Linked DNA regions of Homo sapiens: region 1 is linked to region 2. A link is an interaction called in ENCODE POLR2A ChIA-PET data of the cell type or tissue named here. Cell type or tissue: HepG2. All regions are shown on one strand. Links, peaks and the distances in the headings refer to the core of each region. The heading gives the core; the rest is flanking DNA.

Region 1 (2,806 bases), core at 102-2,601, 260 kb after region 2:
CGGTGAAACCCCGTCTCTACTAAAAATACAAAAAATTAGCCGGGCGTGGTGGCGGGTGCCTGTAGTCCCAGCTACTCGGGAGGCTGAGGCAGGAGAATGGCGTGAACCCGGGAGGCAGAGCTTGCAGTGAGCCGAGATTGCGCCACTGCACTCCAGCCTGGGTGACAGAGTGAGACTCCGTCTCAAAAAAAAAAAAAAAAAAAAAAAGAAAAAAGAAAAGATCAACACATCCTGTTGTGTTATTCTGAAAGGAAAGCTGTCTTAAGAGGATCAATTGGTTTTAGAAAAAACACAATAGAATCACAAATAATCCAGAGGAGAAATAAAATGTGGAAGGTGGAGGTGACCTCCAGAAAATCCAGGACAGCTGCTGAAGGCACCCTCTGATGAGCTCGGTTACTCAGAAGAGTGAGGATGTGTTGAAGGTATCTGCTGTATGGAGTGGCAGGATGATGTCTGTGATTGAGAAATATAATCCCGGCCAGGCGAGGTGGCTCATGCCTGTAATCCCAGCACTTTGGGAGGCCGAAGCGGGTGGATCCCCTGAGGTCAGGAGTTTGAGACAGGAGTTTGAGGTCAGGAGTTTGCCAACATGGCAAAACCCCGTCTCTACTAAAAAATACAAAAAAAATCAGCTGGGCATGGTGGTGCGTGCCTGTAATTGCAGCTACTTGGGAGGTTGAGGCAGGAGAATAGCTTGAACCCAGGAGGCAGAGGTTGCAGTGAGCCGAGACCGCGCCACTGCACTCCAGCCTGGGCAACAGAGTGAGACCCCATCTCAAAAACAACCCAAAAAACCAAAAAACAAACAAACAAAAAGAAATATAATCCCAGTAGCCCCAGCTGAGCTGGAGGATGGAGACCACTTGGTAGACACTTGTGGATTATTTCCTAGGCTAAATGCAAAAGCTACTGCTGAATAAGGGACATTTTTTTCCAGTCCCAGGCCAGTAGCGACATAGATTTCAGAGTGATCTCTGTGAGATCCTGAAGATCCTGACTGCAGAAAGTAGTGAATTGTCTTCTCTCACCCAGTTTTGTGACATTCCCTTTTCATGCCATTAGGATCTGGCCCCTTCACCGATGTTCGTGCAGCTGTTTACCAACCGCAGCCTCACCCCCAGCCTCCTCCCTATGGCCACTGTGTCACAGACAGTGGTGTGGTCTACTCTGTGGGGATGCAGTGGCTGAAGACACAAGGAAATAAGCAAATGCTTTGCACGTGCCTGGGCAACGGAGTCAGCTGCCAAGAGACAGGTATGCATTATCTTTTTGAAGAATAGGACTGATGACTTTATTATTTAGTTTTTGAAGGACAATACATTTTCAATGTGAAACAATAAAACAAACAAGAAGCCTGTAATCTTACCACCCTGTGATAACAATTAGGGTTGGCATTTGAAATAGTTTCTTCCAATCTTTTTAATTTATGTATTTTCTTTCTGGTCATGGATATCATGGGTAAAAATTTTATTGTATTTATCTGTCTAAAGTGTTGTTACAAGAGAGCTACTTTCTGAATAATCATCAATGTTTTATATTCTAAATCTCAAATTTCAGCAGCTTTGTGATGTAAACATCTTCCAATAACCTAATATATGTATTCTGCACTACAAACATGGTAGTCACTATGGCAATAACAATTGCTACACAATTCTCCCCCAGAATAGTCTCATATATTAATTTTATGGCATAGATATAGTCATAAATATTATCCCAACATCCTTAAGCAGCATCCTTAATTGACCTGTATAAATATAGCTTTACAAATAGAGAAACTGAGGCATGGCAGCAGAAGTGGTCATGAAGGACATCAGCAGAAGAACTCAGGTGTCGTTCTATCCACAGTAGACATGGATTCCTGAGTAATGCATTTTGACTGAAATTAACGAGATGATCATCTATACTCATAGCTTCTTCCTTTGAGGGCACAAGCTCAGTATCTCATTGAAGCCATAAATAAGCAGCTGCTGGTGGGAGATAAAGCATCTCTGTTTACTGACACTCTTTTGATTATGATTGTAGCTGTAACCCAGACTTACGGTGGCAACTCAAATGGAGAGCCATGTGTCTTACCATTCACCTACAATGGCAGGACGTTCTACTCCTGCACCACAGAAGGGCGACAGGACGGACATCTTTGGTGCAGCACAACTTCGAATTATGAGCAGGACCAGAAATACTCTTTCTGCACAGACCACACTGGTGAGTGTCCCAAGGGGGAGCCACAGAAGTGAGAAAAACTCACTTTCATGCCCTAGTTTTATTTGCCAGCATTCTAGCCATTTATTTTGAACCCGCCCAAGAAGCATCGCTTTTGTTCAGTTTGGACTCAAGAGATCGCAGCGCTCACGTAACAGCTGAGGATTCTTCCATCTTCCCCAGTACTGTTGGGAAATGACACCAAGGGAGTAGCCTTCCAGTTCATTTGATTTAACACATTGGGATTATGATGTGATTAAAGATACTTGTATTTTGGAATCAGTAGATGATCCCACAGGGCTGAGGAATACAAAGGATGAATGTTTTAGTGCCTTAGCTTATTTTCCAGTTAAAACAATGTTTTATTCAAAGCTATCATTTAATCTTTTGTGGGGGGGGTGCTGGGGAAATGACAGTGAAAGTGGGATTTAAACCTGTTTTGAAGGTGTGAAGGTAAATATGCTAAGAAGCTTAGAACTATATTATCAGACATTTTTTATTCTGAGATAGACTGTCTGTGAATGAGCTGCAGAAACCTGGCTCTCTCAGACCAGTAATTCTGTGTACATTGGAAAGCTCAGCGGTAATCTTTTCCTTCTTTGTT
Region 2 (2,806 bases), core at 72-2,571:
GATCTCCACTCACTGCAACCTCCGTCTCCCGGGTTCCAGTGATTCTCCTGCCTCAGCCTCCCAAGTAGCTGGGATTATAGGCACCTACCACCGCACTCCACTAATTTTTGTATTTTTAGTAGAGGCGGGGTTTCACCATGTTGGCCAGGCTAGTCTCAAACTCCTGACCTCGTGATCCACCTGCCTCGGCCTCCCAATGTGCTGGGATTACAGGCGTTAAGCCACTACACACGGCCAATTGAATATAGTTTTTCTATGCCACAGATTAAGTGATCTCTAGGCAAAAATGTGCAGATAATCCACCACAGACTAAAGTGGCCAACCAAATAACTTGGGTTTTAATAGACACTTTAGAAAGCCTCCTGCTCAACTTCCCACCCGATGAGGAAGCAAATGTATATTAGGACTTTACACAATGCCTGGCACACAGTTAAGTGCTTAAGAAATATTCATTCTTCACAATGCAAGGAGCTCGTGGTAGACTGTGGTCTCAGCCTTGGCCAGAGCACTTTCACTTACTATGTTACAACTTTGTACGGTGTTCTGTTCTAAGAAGGAATAGTTCTCCCTTGAAATGTAAACACCATGAAATCAGGGACTTTGTTCTATTCAATAATGTATTCCTAGTGCTAGAGGAGGATCTTAAACATGGCAGATGCTAAAAAAAATCTGTATTTTAAATGTATGGATAAATGAATAAACCATTGTTGGAAAGGTATTAGAAACAGTACCTTATTAGAAACAGTAGTTCTCAAGAAATGGATTGGGAATTCAGAGGAAGAGCTGGTACCCTATCATGGCAGGTGGCCCCTAGAAGAGTCATTTGAAGTCATGTGACCCTCTGGTAGATGAATGGTTCCCAAGCTGTGGTGTGGGTCCTCCATGACAGCAGCCTTGGTCTGGTCCAAATGACATGTGTAGGATGAGCTTACACCTGCACAAAATTTATGGACAGCATAAGGAAAGGTAAGCCAATGTTGGAAATGCACCAATCACATTTTGAAAAGATAAGATGGTTTGTGGTGTCCGTCCTCTTCCTCTTCCTTTGTCTCTCATTCCCATTCTGCAGAGATCCTTGATTTGTAGCCAATCAATCCTTATCTCTGCAGCATGAATTTGTACAAAATCAGGTCATCAAGGAATCCAGAAAATGAAAATTAAGAAGAAAATTGTATGCCAACTGACCTTGTGCCCAGATGGGGGATAATATTTGTGGCAGCTAATTTTTAAATGAGGAAACAAAAATGAAGTAGAAAAAAATTTAATACCTTTGATTTTTTTTAAAGAGATAAAATAGCTTTGTGTTATCTCCTATAATCTTTATAAATCCTTCACTCGGTGCAAGCTTCCTGCCGAATCTCTGAAAAACATATCACATGACACAAAACCACCAGGTTTCATGATGAAAGAAGAAAAGCATCCAGTGCACTCCAAGCCCACCCCCACCTTGATACTACTTGTTCACAAAAGACGGGTTGTGGCTCTTGGGGATTTGTTGATCAAAGTTCCAGTCATGCTGACTGAAAGGGTGTTCTGTTTTCAAAGTGATTATTGAGCCACTTTAAAAACACTTTAACTTGTGGGTTTGCCTCATTCTATTTGAGTCCAGATTTCACAATAATGTAATGAAGGAAGCCCTGTGGTACTGCCTGTGTCATCTTAATTTATCAGGAAACCACAACCTTGCACATCTTTTCCAAGTGACTTTTTTTTTTTTGGTTTGTTTGGCCACGATAGCCATGTTCAGGGCTGTTTGGACCCTTCCTGGTTTGGTGCTTGGCCTGGGTTCCAGGGTTGAAGGGCCAGTGCATCAACTCCACAAGGTTCTGAGTCTCTCTTGGCACCTTTAGAACTGCCTGCTCTCTGTTCCTTCTATCAGGTTTCAGGCACTCCTGTGCTCTTTGAGTAATCAAGGTTTTATTGTAAAAACCCATTCAAATCCCCAAAGAGCTGTGAAATATTTGTTTCACTTTTCTCTCTGCTTCAGTGGGTATTTTATGTGAACTGTAAACTTGGGAAACATAAAAAGAAAAAATTAAAAAGAAATATGTAGGCTTGGTAAGAATCAGAAAAAAAAAACCCACGAACAATGCTTCAGTGAGTACACTACGAATATAGAATGCATTTAGCCAATTTGATATATTCTTTACATTTTCTTTATGATTTGTTCCTGTTGGGATGACTGAACATTTATTTAAACTGTAGATAGGATCTTCATGTTACTTAAGGACTTGACTACTCTACTTTTAGAATTTTTTAACCAACTTGAAAAGGTACTTAGTTATACTGAAAGTGTATTTTAAAAGGTATCTGTTGTTTCTTTTAGGAACATCCATTTCTTTCATCTCTACTTTTATTCTTTTTTTTTAATCAATTTTCATTTTAAGTTCCGAGATACATGTGAGGGATGTGCAGGTTTGTTACGTAGGTAAACGTGGGGCATGGTGGTTTGCTGCACAGATCAACTCATCCCCTAGGTATTAAGCCCAGCATCCCTTAGCTGTTCTTCCTGATGCTCTCCCTCCCCCGCCCCCGCCGTCAGACCCCAGTGTGTGTTGTTCCCCTCCCAGGTGTCCATGTGTTCTCATCGAGGAACATCAACTTCTAAAATTTTTCTGAATATTTATAGCCCACAAAATGTAAAGGACCTGAATTTCCATTCATGATTTTGTAATAATTATGTTTTTACATAATTTCAAAATGCTACAATTCTAGATATTTAATATTTCTAATGTACTTTATAAAATTGAATTCAGAAATTTACAGATTCTTCTTCTTATCTAATTTCTATTAACGATGAAAGAAT

Evidence for each region. ChIA-PET counts read pairs that join two places held together with the same protein. Peaks named below come from ENCODE experiments on the same cell type or tissue, not always from the same donor. Only the 100,000 strongest peaks of a DNase experiment are listed, where the experiment ranks them.
Region 1: POLR2A ChIA-PET joins it to region 2 with 5 read pairs; 9 of 35 experiments call an interaction of 5 or more read pairs at or near these places.

Annotation. Positions count from the first base shown.
Region 1 is chr2:215,423,545-215,426,350 of GRCh38, reverse strand. It overlaps FN1 (fibronectin 1), which reads left to right. Exons shown (of 46, transcript NM_212482.4): 7 at 1,066-1,257; 8 at 2,026-2,205. Among named protein-coding and RNA genes, the nearest start is that of FN1-DT, 11 kb to the left of the region's middle. RefSeq lists an enhancer at 1,830-2,806. In HepG2, for the core only: no CTCF peak of the experiment used is centred there; no DNase peak of the experiment used is centred there.
Region 2 is chr2:215,680,052-215,682,857 of GRCh38, reverse strand. The region is part of intron 5 of LINC00607 (long intergenic non-protein coding RNA 607); the gene reads left to right. LOC102724861 (a long non-coding RNA gene) reads right to left here. Exons shown (of 8, transcript NR_187737.1): 6 at 732-934. Among named protein-coding and RNA genes, the nearest start is that of LINC01614, 37 kb to the left of the region's middle. In HepG2, for the core only: no CTCF peak of the experiment used is centred there; a DNase peak (open chromatin) is centred at 1,527.